Linked DNA regions of Homo sapiens: region 1 is linked to region 2. A link is an interaction called in ENCODE POLR2A ChIA-PET data of the cell type or tissue named here. Cell type or tissue: Caco-2. All regions are shown on one strand. Each heading gives the region's core, and the rest is flanking DNA. Links, peaks and the distances in the headings are about the cores only.

Region 1 (16,739 bases), core at 6,254-11,253, 320 kb before region 2:
CTTGGAGATGGTGTCAGCCTTGGCGATGATGGGAATAATGTTCACCTGCCAGGATCAGGGGAGGGGACAGCAGGCTGGTTGGCTCTTTTGAGCGGTGGTTCCCATGCCATGCCCAGGATATGGATAGACATGCCCAGGCCATATCCCTGGGCAGGGGGAAGGAGGCCAGAGAGATGGAGCCACTCCCACGGGCAGCCATAGTGCAAACCCAGCCACCTGTGGCCATTCTGATGAGTTTCAACAATTGGCTGCAGTGCTTCTTACAGCCCTGGTTCCCCCAAATCACCATCCAGCCCCAAAACTGGTCCCCCTAGGCATACCCAGCTTTGACCCAGAATCCTTTGAAGGTCCTAATTGGCCTGGGGCCTAACAGAAGGAGTGGTGGGGGGGCTATGCTCCCCACTAAGCAGGTAAAAGGACCCATCAGCAGTAGCCATAAGAAGATCCCAAAATCTCCCAGGCCCAGGCTATCCCGTTTTTTACAATAAAAATGAACTCCTGAGATGGGAGGGCAGTCACGTGAGAGCTGACAAGGGATGTGGGGTCACATGCCCTTCAAGATGCACAGCACTTCCAGTCCTTCCCATGAAGCTGCCTCCCTTCTCTACCCCTACAGTACCCACCCCTCATTCACATCCCATTTCTGGGCCTTAACTCTCCTCTCCCTGATGGGCTCAGAAGGAACCAAAGGACATTTATGTCAGGGAGGAAGGGGGAAGTGAAAGGAGGAGCTAGAAATTAGGAATTGAGAGATAGAAAATGAGCAGAGAAGAGGCTGAGATGGGAAGGGAGGTTCCCTGGAGCGAAGGGGAACAAACACTATCGGGAGCGGGAGGGGCTGACAATGAGAATGATTCAGCTGCAAGCAAGGGGCTCAGGGTCAGACCCAGGGCACAGGACTCTGGAGAATGAGCCCAGAGCATTGGGGGCCACTGGAGCAGGAGGAACAGACGCAAGACAGAGAGAGGACCGAGCCAATGGGGGGCCACCCACAAGCCCCCGACCAGGTCCCTGAGGACCATGGTGTTCAGGCATGAGGCAGCCACCACATCGCATCGCAGCAGAAGACTATGGAGCCTGTGACAGCAGGTGGGGACAGGGATACCTTGCTGTCTAGTTTCTTCATGGTCACTAGATCTAGAGACTTCAGGGAGTGCCCTGTGGGCGTGATGAAGTAGAGGCAAACGTGGATCCTTGTGTCATGGTAGTCGAAGAGCGAGCGGCGGATCTTCAGCTCCTCCTGCAGATAATTTTCAAACTGCGCATCGATGTAGTCAACTATGGGCCTGTAACTACAGACAGCTCCATCACCCAGGAGGCTGCCAGCTGAGATCAGGGGCTTGGGGCTTGGGGGGCTCAGGGCTCGGGGCCAAGCCAGGCTGCCCCCTGGCCTTTTCTTTCTGGGAACAGCTTCTGCCTGAGATCCCTGACTGGATACAGGCAGCTGACCCCTTCTCCAGACACCTAAAGGAGTAACTGGTCTGTTGGTGACCACAGAGCCTCAGATATTCCCCAAGAGGCCCTCCCTGGCCCCCTGCAGTGTGAGGGCTGGGCTACTGTTATAGGGGCCAATGTAGGTGGGGTGGGAGGAGGCTGGGTGGGGCCGCCCTTCCCGCCTCTTGCCTCTCATCCTTATTGATCTGATCCCCAAAGCCCACGGCATCCACAATGGTCAGCTTGAGCTGCACGTTGCTCTCCTGGAGGTCATAGGTCTGGGGCCGCAGGCGCACGCATGCCTCATGGTGACTGGCTTCCTCAGTCTCGAAGGTCGTGTTGAAGAGTGTGTTCATCAGTGTGGATTTGCCAATGCCGGTCTCCCCTGGGCAGTGAGGACAGGAGGGGAAGAAGTGGGTGTCATAGGCTGGAAATGGGCTGTCCTTGACTGGTGGCTAGGCCAGGCAGGGCTCAGGCATCCATGGCCCCTGGATAAGAGAAAGGGGCAGGCCGCCCACCCCATCCCTCATCACCCCCATTCCCCAGGAACTATCTTTTCCTGTGGCCTCAGAAATAACCTGTGGAAGGAAGAGCCAAAAGGTGAACTTGGACAGAAGACATAGCTGTGTGTGATATGTGATGTATTTCCTCAGGGAGCAGGGAAGAGACAGAGCCAGGCAGCTGTGTAGACACCACTGCAGACCCAATCACCTCACACATAACCTGCTCTACACAACACCCCTCCTGGGACCAGGGTGGTCATGGGACCAAGAGGGCCAGGGTCTAAAGCCACCAGTGGCTCAACCCATGCGCCCCGGACAGCCCTAGCTCCACATGGCTTTAGCTGGGGGAACTCAGGATGGGCTGCTTCCCGAAGGACACCTGCAGAGGGACCAGAAGAGCACTTTGTGTCCTTCTGGGAGTCCCAGGGAACCTCCGAGAGCCTCTCTGCTTGGGGCTGTTATTTGTTCACATGCGTGCTGGAGCACTTACCATAGGATATGGTGATGAGGGGCAGAGCTGTTTACCATAACGTCCTTGACACAGGGTGGGAAGCAGTAAATGAGTACATGTTTTTTAAATGAACAAACAAATGAATAAATGAACCTAAATCTCTGTGATAAACACCCACAGTTTACAAAGCACTTTCATGTGCCCGATCCAGTTTACTCTTCATGACAATGCTGTGTCAGGCCCTGGCTCTAACTCTATCCTTGACTCTGGCAGAGACACCAACCAAATCCTCGTCCTGACACCCCCAAAGTTTCACTCTGCCTGGGAAGCCCCCTTGCAGCTCAACAGGGGGCCAGAAGCACCCCCTCTCCCAGGAGGTTCTCACCCACCCTCTGTCTGAGGCCAGGCCCTGACACTCACCCACACAGAGGATGTTGAAGCTGAAGCCCTGAGTGACCGACTTGCTGACCAGCTGGTCGGGGAGGCTGTCGAAACCCACATGGCCGCCCAGGGAGAGGCTCCGGGGCTCTGGCTCTGCATTCTGCCAAGAGAGAAATAAAGCAAGACATGAGCCCACTGGGGAAGAAAGGTCAAGCTGCGGGGTGGGCGCTAAATCTGAGTTAAAACAGTGAAGCAGCCCCACCCGATGTCTGAATTCTCAACAAATCTCAGACACACCCTGAGTACACCCGAGCACCAACTCCAGGCCAAGTTTCCCCAGAGGGAGCCCGATGCCCCCAGGGGGAAAGGCCCTTCCACTCTGTAGCTTTGCTCCACCTGGGATGGCCAGGGATGCCTGGGCTGAGGGCTCCATGTCTCCTGGCATAGGTGGCCCCAGGGGCTGTGGTTGCTACCCATAAGGGCCCACCTGTTTTCCTACTCAGGAGGAGGCCCCAGATGGTCCCAGAGGACCAGATTGGAAAGTGTGTCTGTTCCTGCAGCCAGCTCTAGGAGACGGGGGATGCTGCCCCTGCCTAGTCCTCCCAGGCCCTCCCACTGATGCAGGACTCAAGTAGGGCCACGTCTGGTCCAAACCCCTCACAAGCATGCTCCCTCAGAGGAGCCTTCTCTATCAGCTGGGCTCGTAGCCCTCCATGTTCACCCCTGCTCCTCACACACCCACGTGTGGGACTCATGCATGGACCCTGCTAAAGGAGCCGGCCCTCACTCACACAACCCCCCCGTGGGGCTCAGGGGTGGGTTTCAAAGGGACTGAGACTCTGAGGCCTCCTCCCTTCTGCCTCAGTGGTATTCTCTAGAGACCCCCAGCTCCTGGCTCCTGACTCCTGCCACCCTTCCACCCCCATCTCAGCCCTGGTTGTCTAGACAGAAGGTTCCGGGTAAGAATGTGGAGGCCTGGCCTTAGCAGAGGGCTGAGCGGCAGGCCCCGAGTGAGCTGGGGCCACTGGAGGTGGCCCACCGCTCTATAAAAAGAAACCACGAGGACCCAAAGCAGAGGGTCATGGTCACACTCCAACTTGTGTGGCTGGTTTCTCTGACTCCCTGGAATGGGGTAAAATGCTGCCCGAGGGAAGGTTCCCAGGTTCAGCCCCTCTGGAGGGCAGACCTTAGGCAGCTCCATGTTGTGCAGAGTCATGCCTCCTCCATTCCTGAGCCCCACTGCCCTGAGACAGCTAGAAAGAGGAAGGAGAGGAAGGGGCAGCGGATTCAGAGTCTCTCCTGCCCATAGCCGCAGGGTGGTGAAGCAGGTCCAGCTAAGGACAGCCCAGGAGATAGGGCCAGTGGCAGCCCTTGTGCAGATGTGGATACAGGCTCGGGGTCAGGAACCGACAGGGGGCCCTGACTCCTGCCCCACAGAAGCATCTCCTCAGCACCTGAGCAGCTGACCTGTGCCACAGCCCACTGCCTTGGCCTGAACCCCTCTGGCCATCCTTCCCTCCCAACCAGAGAACCTTGGCACTCAAACCCAACCTTCTGCACAACTGATGTCTACCTCCCCACAGCAGCCTTGCATCAACGACTCCCAAGTGTGGGTGCTGGCAACCTAGACCCCACATGGCCCCTCTGGGCAGTTGTACCATCCCCTCAAACAAGTCAGGGCTACCCCTAAACCTGCTTTCTCCCATGACTCTCTCTCAACGGAGCCTCTTTTCTTATAGCTGACCCTTTCTCCCCATCACCTAGCCCCAAAGCATCATGTCCCAATCTCCCCACTCAAGCCCAGATCTCCTTAGGGCTGCAAACATAATTGGACAAGGAGGTCCCAAAGGCAGTTTCCTCTCATTGGTGCCCACATAAAAGTAGTTAATGAAGCCTAGGAGGTGCTGGGTCAGGTCCAAAGCCCTTAGCATGGTGTTCCAGGCCTTCCTCACTGGCCTGGTTCCAGCCCAGCTGGTAACTCTGAGCTCTCTTTTCAAACTCTGCCCCTCCCCTCGGCTCTACAGCTACTCTACTTTTCCCTTGGCACCCACTCTCACCTGGCCCCCAAGCACTTACGTTCCAGACCCCTCACTTGGCAGTTATCCTGTTTCCTAGTACTACTGGTTATCCTTTTTTAATGCATCTTGATTCTCCACCTATTCTATAAGCTTCTAGATGTCGGCTGCAGGTTGGGGAGGTCAGGTTTTCTGTTCTTCCTTCCCTCCCATTACTATGCCCAACATGCTGGACAATGCTACCATTTATAAGTTACTGAACACAGCCTCCAACTGCTACGGCATCAGAGCACCTGCCCACCTTACACAGGGCTTCATTATTTAGTCTCTGTTCCACCTCCTTGTGTCGGCTTGAGGATCAAATGGAGGACACAGTCGGTCTAGAGCTTTTTTCTTTTCAGGCAAGACTGAAAATCTCCAAAATTTAAGGCGTGCTGTGCTTGCAGAGAAGGCTATGTGTTTATTCATCCTCTTCTTCCAAGGGGTGACACAATCAGGATGCAATCCAACATCCTGTAGTCTGCCGCCAAACCCCACCAAGTCAGCTGTGTCTGGAAACCACACACACACACACACACACACACACACACACACACACACACGCAGCCGCAGAGCACTTACTGAGAAGCAGAGGCCATTCCATTCCTGTTTTCCCCCACTTTCTTACAGTTCTAGGCCCCAGAGGCTAAGTGTAGCACTGGGGGTTCTTGGGGTGGGTCTCACATAAACCACCTATCCACACACAGCAACTGCAGAGTGGCCTCCTCTCACACAGCTTGGCTCTCTCTGTGGAAGTGTGGGGTACAGGGAGGTCATCATCCCTAAGTTGTTACCCAGGCTACACTCTGTTATCGCAGGGGCCACACATCTGGGGCAATACCTGTTTAGGAGCCCCGGGGACCAGTCAGGGGTATGAGTCTATGGAGCATGCATGCACACACACACGTACACACACAGAATGGCCACTGGCCCTGATGGAGGCAGTGTTGTTACCTGGTCCCAGGAGACTGATCTGACCTCCAGGCTTTACCGAGGGGTAACTCTCACTAATGCCAACTCCCTGATCATAGATTTGGCATCGACATGTGATCTAAGTTGCATTGCTCACTCCAGGGTGCCTGCTCCAGGCATCTCTACCAACCTGAGTGGGGTTACAACCTAGGAGGAACCAGCAGCCCCTGAAGGACCTCCTGCACATCTCAGCTACCATGACTCAGAAATAAAGTCAGGTGACCCAGTGGCTACCAGCCCTGCAATTTGGTGGGTGAGACCACAGCTCCAACTCCCAGGGTGGGAGCCCATCAGCGTGATGCCATGATCGGTGCAAGTACAGGCAAGTGACGCAGGTTGAGCCTTTATGACCATCTTGAGACCATTAGGGGAGCTAGCCTAAGGCTGCAGTCTACTCACAGGATGGCAGAGCCAAGAAAATCACAGAGAAAAGAGGGAGCCAGAGTCTGCCCTATCTCTGGGCTTTTCCCCTTCCCCCTGGCCATATCCTCTTTATTGCTGAGGCTAGTTGAGTGGTATTATCTATTACTTGCAACTGAAACATCTTCGGTGCCATAGGATCCAAAGTAAAACTCTTTGGATGCAGAGGAACAGGGAGAAAGCGAGGAGAGCCAGGAAAGGAGGGACAGTGTGGAAGGTAAAACATCTCAGTATTCACAACCAAAGGAAGGAAGGGACGTCTGGGATGATACCAACACCTCACTGAGGACCACCATGTGTGAACTAAGCCAAGTGATTTACACCCAGGCTCTCACTTGGTCCTTCCTCACTGTGGATGACAGACTCCATGATTATCCCCATTTTACAGGGGAGGAAACTGAAGCACACAGAAGCTAGGGAACTAACCAGGGCAGAGCAGGGACCTGAGAACAGACCAAGCTCTTGTCCCAAACCACTCTGCTACATTGCCTCCCCTGTTCTTAGCAGGCTTCCAACTCATTCATTCAGTCACTCAACACACACGCACTGGACATGTCTGCTGTGTGCCAGGAACTGAGATGGCTGCCAGTGAAAAGATGAGGACATCAGATCCTTGACCTCAGAGGGCTAAGCCTAAACTCAAATGCCTTTAGAAGCCAGGCAGGTAACATATATAGGTGAAGGGGAGCAGCACCTTAATAACAATGGCAACAACAACAGACATAACTAACATGTATTGCATGCTTGCTTTGCGCAACCCTAATTTAATCTAATTTAGTCCACACATCAGCCCTATGACATAGGCCGTAGCAGCCTCCCCATTGTCTAGATGAGACAATAGAGGCATCAAGAGAGTGTGTAATTTGCCCAAGACCACACTGCTCAGGAGAGCAAAGCCAGGATCTGAATGGAGACAACATGACTGTGAAACCCACACTTCTAGTCACATCACTCCCCGCCTGCTGGATGAAAGACAGCCACTAACTTGGCCAAGCGTGGGGGTTCCCGGGGAGAGGTGGGAATGGCAGAGAACTGGAGAGCCTGTGCTTATGCTCAATCCATGGTGGCCACAGTTCCACAACGCCAGCCAACTGTGGGAACACAGATCTAGTGTTGCCAAATCTTCCCGTTTTTAAAGAGAACCCAAAAATCTCTCTCTATATATACATATATATATATATATATATATATATATATATATATATATACACACACATATATATATATGTGTGTGTGTGTGTGTGTGTGTATATATATATATATATGTATATATGTATATATATATGTATATATGTATATATATATATATGTATATATGTGTATGTGTGTGTATATATATATATATATATATGTATATATGTATATATATGTATGTATGTATTTTTTGAGACACAGTCTGGCTCTGTCACCCAGGCTGGAGTGGTGTGATCTCAGCTCACTGTAACCTCCGCCTCCTAGGTACAAGCAATTCTCATGCCTCAGACTCCCCAGTAGCTGGGATTACAGGCACGCAACCACCACGCCTGGCTGATTTTTGTATTTTTAGTAGAGACGGGGTTTCACTATGTTGGCCAGGTCGGTCTTGAACTCCTGACCTCAGGTGATCCACCTGCGTTGGCCTCCCAAAGTGCTGGGATTACAGGTGTGAGCCACCATGCCTGGCCCAGAAATCTATATTTTTATGTGAAATTCTGTAATTTTTAAAGATTGACAACCAATACAAACTGAGAATACCATGAGGGCCCAATACAACATGTCAGGGGGCTGGTGTGGGCCAAAGGCCTGCTGGTCTGTAAGCTGGCTCTGGTGGGAGGGTGAGCTGGACGGACCCTGCAGCCAGGCTCCATTCTCAAGTCAGGAAGCCCCATGGCAGACTGCTCTGTGGGGAGGAGCCTTCAGGCAGGACAACTTAACTTGGACCCCAGAGAGAGGTGGACCCAAAGCCTCTGGCTCATTCCACACACCCAGCTCCCTGAGGTGCTCACACAGGGGTGAGCGTTGTATATGTCTTCAAAGTCCCAGGATAGAGGGAGTTGGCAGCTCTGAGCTCTACATATGCAATGAGAAACTCCATGGGGCCATTATCCCCTCTCTAATCACTAACAAGCTTTTGGCTCCTGAGCCAGGCCCCAGGCTTCTGTGTCATCATTTCTTTGGCACATCAAAGACAACAACCAAAACAATAACTTCTCAGGCCGGCTGCGTGCCTCCATGCCCGGCCGTCCAAGACAAAGTAGAGAACAGCATTTTGTTACGCAGCCCAGTGGATAACTAGGACGCCCTTTTCCTGATAGGAAATGCTCTGTCTGAGCCTCCTAGAGCAGCCCTCATCACCAGCCAAGAGGAGCTGTCCCTTTTACCATGAAACAAGGTGGGATCTGGGAAGAAACTGCATCTCATGGTTGCCAACACACAAAAACAGGTTTTTATCCAGAAGGAACTGGAAATCTACTGAATCTCTAAACCAACAGAGCCGGGGAAGCTGTGGGTAAATAAAGACCCCTGTGATCCAAACCCCCAAACTAGGCTGGTTGTTGCAGTGGGAGTAGAAAGGATACCCCACCATAGGTGGATTGGCTACCGAGTAATGGACAAAGAGCAGCCCCCAGACCTCAGGCCTTCCAGAGTTCTCCAGTGCCTTGGACTTTGGATGCTTTTCTTCCTCTGGGCTCCCATGCCTAGCACCCACTCACCTGTACACCCAGTCAGGCAGACAGGAAGCCCACTCCCCAGGGGAGCTCCAGCCCTGGGGGTGGCCCTATTAAGTAACTGAGCAATGGACTCAGGAGTCAATGGACCACTGGAAGCTTTCTCCACCCATGTTCCTGGCACAAACTATGCTAGCCCCGGCTCCAGCTCCTCCCAGGAGCCTGGGCCTTAAATAGCCAGAGCAGAGGCCTCTAGCCAGAACCCGTGGTCGCGGTCATAAGCACAACTGTCCTTGAGCCTGAGAGGAATCCTAGGAATTTTCCCAGGAAAGGCTTCGGCTCTGGTCCCAGGATTCCACAGCAAGCCTCTAAGCCCAGGTCAGAGGTTACGGGAAATAACCAAGGAGACATACGTGGGAGGGTGGGGGTGGGATGCTGCTACCCGGGGCCAGGAAGGAAGAATAGAGGCAGGATATACCTGTCCCAAATCAAGAGGACACCTGGGAGCCAAAGCATCTTTCTCCTACAGTGGCAACAGAAAACTTGAGAGAAGATTCAAGCAAGGATCACCCGCCATGGTCCCAACATGACGGCAGTCAAGGTAACAGGAAGCCAATCATCCTCACAAGGCCAGTCCTACTCCACCCATCCTGGGAAGAGAAGGAATTTTGGGAGCAAAACCATCCCCTGACCCCAATACTCCATTCTCTCTGTTTCTCTGTCTCACTAAGAGGCACTGTCTTTCCTTTCTGCACACAGCCAGCCAGGCTGGAGCTTATTAATTTGGGATAGTGTGTTTCAAGCTTTTCCCATCAAAATCAGATTTCCAGGAAGCTAAGAGCACAGTTACTGGTAGCTGGGCCAGTACTCGCCACCCCAACCCCCAGGCCTAGGACAGACACATTCTTGGCCTTTATTGTGCTGCCTGAGAGGGAGTGGTCTATCCCACCACAGAGGAGATGGGGAAGGTGCTCTGGGCTGCAGAATGTACTAGAACTCCAGGCATTCATATTTTCTTACTTAGCTCAGGGACTCCAGTGGCAGCCACCACTGCCTTGTAACAGGGAAAGCCACGAGTGGTCTGGGTATCACTGGCAGGAGAAGGCAGCCTCTGTTTCACAGCAAATGAAACCCTTGGAGGGAGAATGTGGGCAGCAAAGGTGCCCCGCCTTCTGTCCAACCCCACGATGGATGCCAGTGCTGGAAAGGGACGGAGGAATGCATGGGCACCAATACGGGTTGGCAGAGGTATGGGGGTGGCACTGCTATACTTCTCTGCTGCTTGTCCATTCACTCCAACACCAGGCAGAATGTCAGGTTTGTACCCAGGCCCAAGAGCCATGTCTGGCAAGTGGGCTTGGGTCCATACCCACAGCCCCTCCTGAACCCCAAGCATCAGGCAGCCCAAGCCCTGGAGCCCCCTCAGAAAACAGCCAGCCACCTGCCAGCAGACATGGGCCCCTGTACCTTCCTCTGCTGGTTCTGTCCCTCTAATCTGACCTCTAGGATAGGGAACACCTGAAAGCCGTGTATCCTGAGGAGAATATCTAATTTGCCCCAAGAACATGTAGGGCAACTGCACGCAGAGCCAAGATGCCCCCTGCCCCGTCCTCCGCTGCCTCTTCCCAGCCAGTTCTTTCAGGAGCTCTGAAGGTTCAGATGGCTCCAAAAGAAGCCAACAGAGTGCCCCAGCTCTACCACAAGGGCATGGAGACCTTGGGAGGGCGTCTCCTCCCCAGGCAGATGTGTCTCCCTCCTGCATGCATAGCTCTGCATCTGGTTATCTGGCAAAGCTTTTGCCTTGGGGGCCATGCCTGGGGATCCTGAAACCCAAGCTGGCAGCACAGAGGCAGGAAGGCTGGGGAGGCTGCAAGGGACACACAGAGGCCAGCTGGCCCTCAGGCCCTTTGCTCTACCATCCTGCAGCTGCTCGCCTCTGGTAGCTGGACTTGAGCCACAGAGACATTCGTGGTAGTTACTGCCCCAAATATAATATATGCTTCCACCTAGCCCATCCGAGGGCTCAAAACGCCAAGGTATCCACCCTCTCTGTCATCTCTGGTATTGGAATTTGGATCTTGTTCCCCCTACCTTTGCTAGCCAATGACCAAAGTCTGCATCCTCACCCAACCTTGGGCTGTTGGCATCAACAAGATAATGCGCTCAAAGCACCCACTGCCCTCCTTGCCATCCAAGGTTTTTGACACAAGTCAGACCCTGGGTTCCCAGGCTCCATCCAGTCTCCCTCCTCCTTGGCCCTGAGCTTGGTCTCCTCCTTGCCATCCTCTCTGTTCCTATCATGGTCAGTCTTTTAGCATGTGCTCCCTGGAATGACCAATGCTTTCCATCAGCCCCGCAGCTCTGACCCACTGCAATCAAGACCCCAAGGAGACCTTCCTAAGGTGGGCACACATAGCATGGTCTGATGCCCAAGAGAGAGGGAGGGCAGGCAGACTCACCTCCTGGGGGAGAGGGCAGAGCTGCAGCTCTGCAGGTGGTGCTCACATGTGCCCTGGGAGCTGCACGGGCATCTCTTGCTCAGCTCCCGTTTTTCTTCGGCATGGCTCAGCAAGGAGGCTACTGGCCGTTTTTACAAGATGGGGAGATATCACTCTGACAGAGACCTTGAGCCTCATTTGGGTGCGGGCTCTCAATTCCTGCTTCAGGAGGGACTAGGTACTCCCTGAAGAGCCCGCTTCTTGGGGAAGTATCAAGATTGCAGGGGTGACAACGGAAGTGACAGATGGTGCTGGGGATAAAGCAGAGATGGGGGTAAGTGACTGGCTGGGAAGAACGCCAGTGTGAGGCTGTGTGCTGCACGTTTCTTCCTCTCCCCCTCAGCTTCACTTTCCCCAAGCCCTAAAGGGTTGCTCACCACGGGGTCTGAACCTGTGAGATTCTGGCAGGAGAAAACACCGGAGCTGGCCCTCGGGGAAGAAAGGGCTGAGCCCCAGAGTCAAGGTTCCAGTTAGGAGGAGGGGCACAGCAAGAGTGGACAGGAATCTGGCTGCCCGAGGAAGGCAAGAGGCAACACACCCTCCTCAGAGGGCTGCTCCACACACCCACACACAGGGGATGCCAACCCTTACCCCAATACTGATCTAGGGTGGAGCAGAGCCCAGTCAGGATGCCAAGGCTGTTGGCCTGTGGTGTGTACACCATGCTATGTGAGGACACAGGAACCCAGCACACATCCATCTCAAAGTACAACTCTGTATGCCGTCTAAGCTCCAGGTCAGGACAATTCTCAGGCCTGCAGGGCTAGACTGACCACTGAGCTGGCCAGAGGGACAGTGTAGACCTGTCATGGCTCCATCACATCCTGGGGCTTGCGAGACACCTCAGCATATTTCCAAACATGCCACGGACTGCAATTAACCCTCCATAAACTCTCTGAGGAACCAGTGTGGCTCTGCCCATTTTACAGCAAGATAAAGGCAGAAATGATTTTCCCAAGATGACAAGCCAGGAAGGGTGAATGGAGTCCAGACTTAAATTCAGGCCAAACTCCACCCAAGGTCTCCACCCAAATCCAACCCTATCCAAGCCCTTCCAGGAGGCTGACAGCCCAAAGTGCAGAGGGTGTGGAAGGTGTCCATCCCTCCAGCTGAAGCTGGCATAGCAACCAAGGCCCTGCGCTCAGGCTCTACGCCCTTGCCTGAGTCAGTCCCCTCTCTGTGCCCTGGCCACCCCGCAGCTAATACCAAAACTCCTCACAGGAATGGTCCGAGAGCAAACACAGGACCCCAGGGGAAGGCTTGACCAGCCCACAGCATGGCCTCTCAGCTAACCCTCTGAGGACCATCTCTGGACGAGCAGGGATGGAAGCTCTACAGAGAGTGCCATGAACAGGGCAAATGCATCCTCTGCTCCCTTCTTACATAGGGGGCCAGTCCTCACATCCACGTGGACAATAGGTAGCATATATTATTTATTGTGTCCTTACCATGTGCCAGACACAGGGCTAAGTACCTCCCCTGGATTCTCTTGTTGAATCCTCACAATACCCCTATGAGGGAAGAAATATTTCTATCCCATTATACGCATGAGAGCACCAAGGGGTTAAATAACCTGCCCAAGGTCACATGGCCAACAAGGAGTGTCTAGGATTCCTATCAGGCTGTCTGATTCTGGTTTCTCTACATACCTCTCCCACCTGCAACATCAACTGTTAAACCTCTGGCCACAGACAAGACCCAGACATAACTTTCTGGTCAGCTGGGCACAGAAAATGCACACAGACACACATGCAGAGACACCCAGGCACTCACGGGTCTCTTGGCCTCCAGCTAATCAGCAGGTCTGTTAGGATTCAGGCACTGCCCTCCTCCGGTACATAAATTCCAATTTATAATACGGGGCGAAGTGAATCTCTGAGTAGCCCAGCCTCTGAATCTGTTCCTCATGTATTTAAACTTACTTAACTGACATACGACCCCCTCTCCAATGGGAATAAAACACCCGAGTCTAGAAATTATGAAACCAAGAGCTCCTGCTTTAGTCATGCACATTTCCAAAGTAGAATAAGAAATGTATTTTCAGATTAAATGGAAAATTTACATATATAAATTGGGATGACGGTATTTATAGCATTAATTACATAAGTCCTGGCTCCCTTATTTAGCCCCAGAACCAATTCGTTATCGTTCACATATTCAGAATTCCCCCTTCCCTCCAACAGCCCTGGGCCTCCCTCCTCCTCCTCCTCCTTCTCCCCCTCCTCCCCCTTCCAGCCGACCAGGGCCTTACATGCTGGCAAGAGGACACAGCTTCCTTCACTGTCACAGCCTAGCCTCCCAGACACACCCAGATCCAGCCTTAGACAGCAGGGGATGTCCAGATACAACCCCCCAAAGGCCTCCCTCCCGCGAGTGAATTATGAAAGCCTTTAGTAAGTTGGCTGTCGGCAGGCTCAGGCCCAGTGAGACCCCTGCAGGGACCACCAGGGACATCAACCTTCTGAGGACCTGGACTGGAGCCCAAATAAACGCCCACTGGGCTGAGTCTGGAATCCCTCCAGCTCCTGGCGAATGGCTGCCGCAGACCCGACCACTGAGGCCTGACCTGCCTGGAGTCGCACCCAGGATTCCGGCGTGGGGAGCGGGGCAGAGGGGAGCGGGGGAGGAAGGAAAAGCAGGCCAAGGGTCTTCAGGACTCAAGTCTGCAACTGTCCTGGGCTCGTGTGGGAGACTCTCTCGGATCCTGGGGCCTCCATCCTCCCCGGCTGTACCTATCCCGCAGCACCTGTGCGGCTAGGACTCTTCCCCAAGTGTGCAGAAAGAAACACCCTGGGCGATAGGGTCCGGAGTGTCCCGGACCCTCACCTGCGGCCCCGCGGGCGCCACTCTATCTTCGCACCTGCCCGGAGCCAGGCGGGTCTTTGCTCCTTCCCGCGAAAGGGGTTAGCCTTGCCTGCGCCCCAGGAAGCGACCCCGACCAGCCGCCCGGCAAGGCAGGCCGCCCGACGCTCCGGGACCCCCCGATAGCGCGGCCGAGAGCCCGCGCCGGGGTCCTCGAGCTGGCCCGGTGTCGAGGCCCGGCCGTGAGGCGCTGACAGCCCGCTTCGCGCCCCCCGCCAGCTGCAGGGCGGCCCCTCCTGCGCCCCGCGCCTCCCGCGCGCGCCGTGGCCCAGCGGGGCCCTCACCGAGAAGCGCTCCAGGTCGGTGGCCGCCATGGCGAGCTCCGCACCGGGCGGGTGGGCTGGGACGAGCGCAGGGGCAGCGACAGGGACCAGCCGGCTGCGGGACGCGCTCCGCCCGGGCGGCTGCGGCTGAATGGATCCAATATGGCCACTTCCTGGAAACTCCCCTTGGCGGCGGCGGCGGGAGAAGCCGCGGAGCCGCCCCTGCCCCCGCCCGCGGGACCGGCCTCCCCGCCCGGCCCGGCCACGAGCGCAGCCGGAGCCCCGCCGCTTGGACGGCCGGGGGTCTCCGCGGCGAGGCGGGAGGTGCCAGCTGCGGGGACTGCTGGGACTTGTAGTCCGCGCGTTGGGGGACCGGGACGGCAGTGTCGGGGGGCTCGGGGCTGGTGCCCGGCGGGCCTCTGCGTGTCCCCTGGAGCCTGGGGCCGAGCCTAGGTGAGAGTCTCCTGGGTCCGCGCGCTGGAAAGCCTTTCCCGTAAGGGGGAAGTGGGGCACGGCGTGCGCCCTAGAGATCTCCCCCACCAAGCCGTCTCCACCCGCTGGAGCCTGCAAATGTGCTGGGACCACCAACCAGAGTGTGGACAAGCTGCGGGAGACCCGTCGGATCCGGGAGAGGCCGCGGCAGCCTAGTCTGCGGGTGTCTTGGGCCCCACCTGATGCTCCGGCCGGAGCTAAGGCGGGAACCCCGGCGGGACCCGCGCGTCCGGCCAGGCGGCCTTCCCGGGCAAGGGACCAGCCTTCGGCTCCTTGTGCAACCAACGAGCAGGATGCGCAGTTTAGGCTGGGATTCCTGCAATAGAAAAGCGGAGCTCGACGGTCAAGGCGTCAGATTGCAAGTGTCCATCACCCTGCCTGTCCCAAGGGCTTGGGACAACGTCTTAATGGTTCCACCATTGTGCAAAGAGGATGACCACTCCCAGTGCGTGCACGTTCTCTCCGCTAATGTCACTGCTCAAAACGTTCAGAAAATTAACACTTACGCCAGGGTCGGAGGCCTCAGGAGGTTCTGTATCCTTCTCACTGACAATCTATACAAAAGCAGCTCCCAAATCCTCTGAAACCCCGTTTCTTTCTCTTCCCTCTGCCTTTCTCTCTGCTCTTTCTGGGAATGTGGCAAGGTTTGCCCCCTACCCCCCACTGGCCTCATCCCAGGTTGGTCCACCCTCCACACACACCCCTCACCCCAGTATGCTGAGAAGCAACCTGACCTGTTTCTCCTACTCAGAAACTTGTGCTGACTGGAGGTGCCTAAAGACCACGTTCGACTTAGCACACCTGGCTTAAGAGGAGCCCCCTCTCTGCTGTTTGACCTTGTCACCCTGATTTGGCTTTCCCCTCCTCACTCTCCCAGGCAAACTGTAGCTTGTCCCCAAGGTGGACTGACTTCCCGCTGGACCTTCCTGACAATGTTTTCACTTTGCTCCTCTCTCTATGTTGCTGTTTCCCATGCTGTATTAAAGTTATCTACAAGAAATAGAGCAGAGCAGTGGTTAGGGTAGCTGGATCTATGGCAAACCTTCCTGGTGGAATCCTGCTAGCTTTTTAACCTTAGCTAGGCAAGTTACTTAACTATGCCTCCCTTCCCTGGTCCTAAAAATGAGAACAAGTATAGCACCTATGTTACAGGATTAAATAACATAAGTAAAGGGCTTTAAGTTGTACTTAAAATATAATATTAAATAAAATCTCCCTCTCTAGACTACAAGGGCCTTAATCTCAGAGCCCAGAGAATGTGTGGTCAATACTGAATTGATCATCCTAGACTGTATCTACTGTTTCCTTTTTCTTTCCCTATAACTAACAAGAAATCACGACCAACTGCCATCCGTATGGCAGTTCTGCATTACAACTCTCTGGGACTAGCCCTAAATTATCTTCAAAATGGTCTTTTATCTCTAATCGGAAATATTTCAAAACATGTACTTCTTACAGTCCTGGCCAGTGGCTATGAGAAGGAAAAGCTCAGAGTACAGGTGACTTCCTTCTTTTGGGATATATTCACTCTGCTCTGTAGGAGTAAACAGGAGAATTTCCTCCTATTCCACAATGCCGAAATTTCTCTCATTTTATGCTGCTGCTGGTCAGAACTTATAAAAGAGTGAGAATTATCTATGAGGGCTCAAAAGGTGAATATAACGATCATTTCTCACATGGCAAAGTGTTATTTCTTATGGCAGCATTTCTGAGTGTTTCGTATACACCTAGAGGTTAGTTCATAGATTTTACCACAAAAAG
Region 2 (5,000 bases), core at 1-5,000:
TCTGGAGATGTGCAATGATCTCTTAGCTAGAGTGGAGCCACCACTTCGTAGTGTTTTGGAACAAACCAGTAAGTATTTTTGTGATTGAATTTGTTTGCGTATCTCAGACTGTTTGGAAATTGTTATTTATTATCTTACTTTTGCAAGCAGTGATAGAAATTTTTATTGTATGAACTAATTCAGTGGTATATATTAAACTTTTTTTCAACCTGTATCTTCCCCCTGCCCAAAGTAATCTTTTGAAATGTCTAGGGAAATCTAATAAAAGTTTCTCCAAGAAACTGAATTCAGACTGAAAGTTGGATATAAGCCTCACAATTATTTAATGGTGGTAAAAATTGTCTTTTGCGATGCTGATATGGTAGTCTTATAAGCTTTTCTGTCAGTGAATTCTTCCCTAGCTGGATGAGAGCTACAGCAAAGTGGGAAGGTAGGATAACCACATACTTATTTAACAAGATGCTTTAATTTTGTCTCAGGCTAAAAGGTGACTGTTTGATTTAGGAATATATACTAATTTTCCTAAAATCTTTCTTTGACAAACCATTTACCTGGACTTCACTGTTGTGTTGATTGCTATTTCAGAGTGTTGGGATATACTGTCAGCTTGGCACAGGCTTTCCTCTTTAGTGATGATGGCAAATGGGCTTATTTCCACACTGGGAAAGCCCATTTCTTTAAATAGCCCTTCTCAAGAAGTTATCAATGGTTGTTAGATAAAATGTGACCAGGAAATCAGGTGATATTAAGAAGTATTTTATGAGCAATAGCAGATCCTTTGATACACACCTTCTTTCTGATACGAAGAAACTGTACCTGTAGTTTATTTTTTATTTTATTTTTATTTTTTGAGATGGGAGTCTTGCTCTGTCACCCAGGCTGGAGTGCAGTGGTTCAATCTCAGCTCACTGCAACCTCCACCTCCTGGGTTAAAGCAATTCTCCTGCCTCAGCCTCCTGAGTAGCTGGGATTACAGGCATGCGCCACTACTTCTGGCTAATTTTTGTATTTTTAGTGGAGACGGGGTTTTACCATGTTGGTCAGGCTGGTTTTGAACTCCTGACCTCAGGTGATCCGCCCACTTCGGCCTCCTAAAGTACTGGGATTACAAGCATGAGCCACCATGCCTGGCCTCTACCTGTGTTTTAACGTGGACTATGTTTATGCCTTGGATTAGAACACTGGAGTAGCTGGATGTGATTCTTCTTTTTTTTCCTTTAATGTCAGGTCAGAATAACTCAGTGGTTTGAGGCCCTCTTATTTTCCTGATGGCTAGCGTGTTTGAATGTTTGGTCTGTTGATGTTTTAACACTTGTTTGTGTGAGATTGTGTGAGAAATTCAGGACCTGTACACTGCAGTACATTTGAGGATTCCTGGCCCTCACCTCCTAAATCCCACTAGCTACCCTTCCCCCATTATTTTGAGAATTAAAACACCTACTTGTTTCCAGATGCCACCTGCCTCTGTGAGTGTGGGCATGAGTATGTGTGTGTTGCGGAGGTGGGTGAGGGAGTTGGAGGAGTTTTGTTACACATCTGAGTTATTTCATCATGGTAAGATGTTATTGTTCTTTCATTTCATTAAAAAAATCTGTCTAATTCTTTAAAAATAGAGTTAAAGAAAGAAGATATTTATGCAGTGGAGATAGTTGGTGGTGCTACACGAATCCCTGCGGTAAAAGAGAAGATCAGCAAATTTTTCGGTAAAGAACTTAGTACAACATTAAATGCTGATGAAGCTGTCACTCGAGGCTGTGCATTGCAGGTGAATATTCTTTCTTTTATAGGTAACCATTTATAAATCATTGTAACAAGATGGCAGTGGTTTATGTATCTAATAACCTGGGATTAGCTCAGGGTGACTTCAGGGTGTTGAGATTCCAAAACCTTTGTTTTAAAATAGAGGTGATGTTCCTAAAAATAATTGTACTCTATAGCACATAAGATGAATTAATTGACTAGAAACATAGGTAACTCTGAGCCTGAAGTATGACTGGAAGTTTGGCCTGTTATGTATGTCTGTATGAAATAGTGTACATTAATTAAATAAGGGTTGGGGTTAATAGAAAAATAAGGAATAGCTAGATTATATAGGTAATTGACATGATAGAAGTTTGTAAAACTGTTCAGACACCATTAAATTACTAATATAAATATTTTAAAAAGACCATTGATTTTCTGAAGTAATTTGTATGTTTAAGTGATATTATCAGTTTATATTGTCTATACTTGTTAAACGGAATTTTTGAAAATTATTATTCTAGTGTGCCATCTTATCGCCTGCTTTCAAAGTCAGAGAATTTTCTATCACTGATGTAGTACCATATCCAATATCTCTGAGATGGAATTCTCCAGCTGAAGAAGGGTCAAGGTATCATGTTTATTAATCATTTACATATCTAAAGTTAATTGACTATTAGGTCTGAGTAATATGTTGCTTTTCATTTCAGTTTACATAAATCTGTAACATTTTATCATAGTGCATGAAGGAAGTGGTCATTTATTTTAGTCAGAATAAATTTGTGTCCTTAATTAGTTTCTCACACTTGATTCTGCTGAAATCATCAGTGCCTTTTATGTGCAGATTGACGTATATTCCTTTTTTACTGACTTTATATATAAAGATTCTTGGGAACTCTTATAATCTGGAAATAATACCAATTGAAAAGAGAGAGAAACTAACACTGTACAATAATTACAAACCTAGAACACATGGGTAAAAGTGTTAGGAATATCCTGAATTTGTGTTTTTGTCTTTTTCCTCCATTCAGTGACTGTGAAGTCTTTTCCAAAAATCATGCTGCTCCTTTCTCTAAAGTTCTTACATTTTATAGAAAGGAACCTTTCACTCTTGAGGCCTACTACAGCTCTCCTCAGGATTTGCCCTATCCAGATCCTGCTATAGGTAAGTAAAGAGTTGGAAATTAAAAAAGAAAAAAAAAAAAAAGCACAGTGGCTCACAACTGTAATCCCAACACTTTGAAAGGCTAAGGTGGGAGGATCACTTGAGCTGAGGAGTTCGAGATCAGCCTGGGCAACATAGTGGGACCCTGTCTCCATTTAAACAACAACAAAAAAAAGCTTATCTACTTGGAGAGTTCGCATAGTAGAAAGAACAAGTATGGTATTCTGAAATTTAGGGGCTTTAGATTGCAAAAGAAAACCTCTTCCAGTCTCGTTAGCAGGTTTAGAACCAGCCAAATGGCTGTTATTTAATTGGATCTCCCATTGTATCGGCAGTTTTTCTTGGTTAGCGCACATTGTAATTATAACTTATGTATAAGGTGGTGCTATATACTATAAGGAGTTAACGAAATTCAGTTTGGACCCTAACATACAGTTATAAGATGTATATAGAAAATAGCCAGGTGCGGTGGCTCACGCCTGTAATCCCAGCACTTTGGGAGGCCAAGGCGGGCAGGTCAGGAGATCGAGACCATCCTGGCTAACATGGTGAAACCCCGTCTCTACTAAAAAAATACAAAAAAAAATTAGCCAGGTGTGGTGGCGGGCGCCTGTAATCCCAGCTACTTGGGAGGCTGAGGCAGGAGACTGGCGTGAACTCGGTAGGCAGAGCTTGCAGTGAGCTGAGATCACGCCACTGCACTCCAGCCTAGGCGACAGAGCGAGACTCTGTCTCAAAAAAAAAAAAAAAAAAAAAAAAAGGATGTATATAGAAAATCATTAGGAGATGGTGATACAATATCAAAACATACTAGGTTTCAGAACCGTGTTATCTAGAGTAGTTATAGACTCTGGGAAACTCTTATCTGGAAATAATACTAGTTGAGAAGAGATAGAAACTAGTTATAGTATAAAGACCTAGAATATATGGGTAAAGAAATTAGGAGTATCCTGAATGGCATTTAGAAGCTGTGGAAAGTTAACCTATTCTTTTTTCCCCATCTGTAAATCTGTAAAACCAGGAATAACAATGATAATTCATACTTTGCAGAGTTCTGGGAATGAAGAAAATGTAAATAAAAACCTTGTACAGTCACTGGACCTAGAAATGGCAATTTACTGATAAACGACAAGCAGAGTGGAATCATTTTTTTTTTCTGTTTTGTTTTTTGAGTAGAGAATGTGACAAATCTGTTTTAGGAATTAATCTGAAAGTAGCATATAAAGATAAATGGAAATAAGAAATTGGAAGAAAGGAAAGAATCGGGAGATATTTGAGTTCTTAATTGGGGCAGGATAAGATAATAAGAGACTGTGAAAGAAGAAAGAGAAATCTGATGATTTAATAAGATTCTAAAAGGACCGATTTTGCTTATTTTAAGCATCATGTTACTGAGCTATCATTGAAAGTAGACATAATCTAGCAATGTAGGCATATATTCATGCTTGAATTCATCCTCTTAGGTTATGTGTTCTTTTGTCTCTCGTATGTCCCTAGCTCAGTTTTCAGTTCAGAAAGTCACTCCTCAGTCTGATGGCTCCAGTTCAAAAGTGAAAGTCAAAGTTCGAGTAAATGTCCATGGCATTTTCAGTGTGTCCAGTGCATCTTTAGTGGAGGTTCACAAGTCTGAGGAAAATGAGGAGCCAATGGAAACAGATCAGAATGCAAAGGAGGAAGAGGTAATCTAGACATTGTATACCACTTGTGATGGCCCAGAGGTGACTTGTCTAGAAATTGTAGCAAGCAGACTTGGTGGCAAGGCCGGAGCATTGTGACAGAGCTGCTGAGTGAGAGTGGGTTTGTATGTTTGCCCTTCCCCCAATATAAGTGAACCAGCAGTAGATTTTTATGCAGAATTTGTATAGAAGTGGAACACAAGTTGATTTCTTCTTTCAGATCATACACTTCTCAACTTGAGTTATTCCTGATTCTGGTTGTTGAAGAGTGCTCTGAGTCTCAGTTAATTATTTTCAAAAGTAGAATTGATTGTACACTCATTTGTTGGAATTATGCACTGGGTCTTGTCTTCATTGTGCATCAGAATCAAAGCTTTACAAAACTACAAATTACCTATGATTCCAGCACTTTGGGAGGC

What was found. ChIA-PET counts read pairs that join two places held together with the same protein. Peaks named below come from ENCODE experiments on the same cell type or tissue, not always from the same donor. Only the 100,000 strongest peaks of a DNase experiment are listed, where the experiment ranks them.
Region 1: POLR2A ChIA-PET joins it to region 2 with 5 read pairs; 3 of 35 experiments call an interaction of 5 or more read pairs at or near these places.

What each region holds. Positions count from the first base shown.
Region 1 is chr5:132,762,601-132,779,339 of GRCh38, forward strand. SEPTIN8 (septin 8) reads right to left here and starts at 14,639. Exons shown (of 10, transcript NM_001098811.2): 1 at 14,508-14,639; 2 at 2,809-2,929; 3 at 1,624-1,819; 4 at 1,106-1,292; 5 at 1-45. The coding sequence starts at 14,537. RefSeq lists silencers at 14,410-14,819, 14,910-14,959. In Caco-2, for the core only: no CTCF peak of the experiment used is centred there; a DNase peak (open chromatin) is centred at 9,151.
Region 2 is chr5:133,086,791-133,091,790 of GRCh38, forward strand. It overlaps HSPA4 (heat shock protein family A (Hsp70) member 4), which reads left to right. Exons shown (of 19, transcript NM_002154.4): 8 at 1-68; 9 at 1,614-1,765; 10 at 2,265-2,371; 11 at 2,772-2,905; 12 at 4,403-4,584. Among named protein-coding and RNA genes, the nearest start is that of HSPA4, 37 kb to the left of the region's middle. In Caco-2, for the core only: no CTCF peak of the experiment used is centred there; no DNase peak of the experiment used is centred there.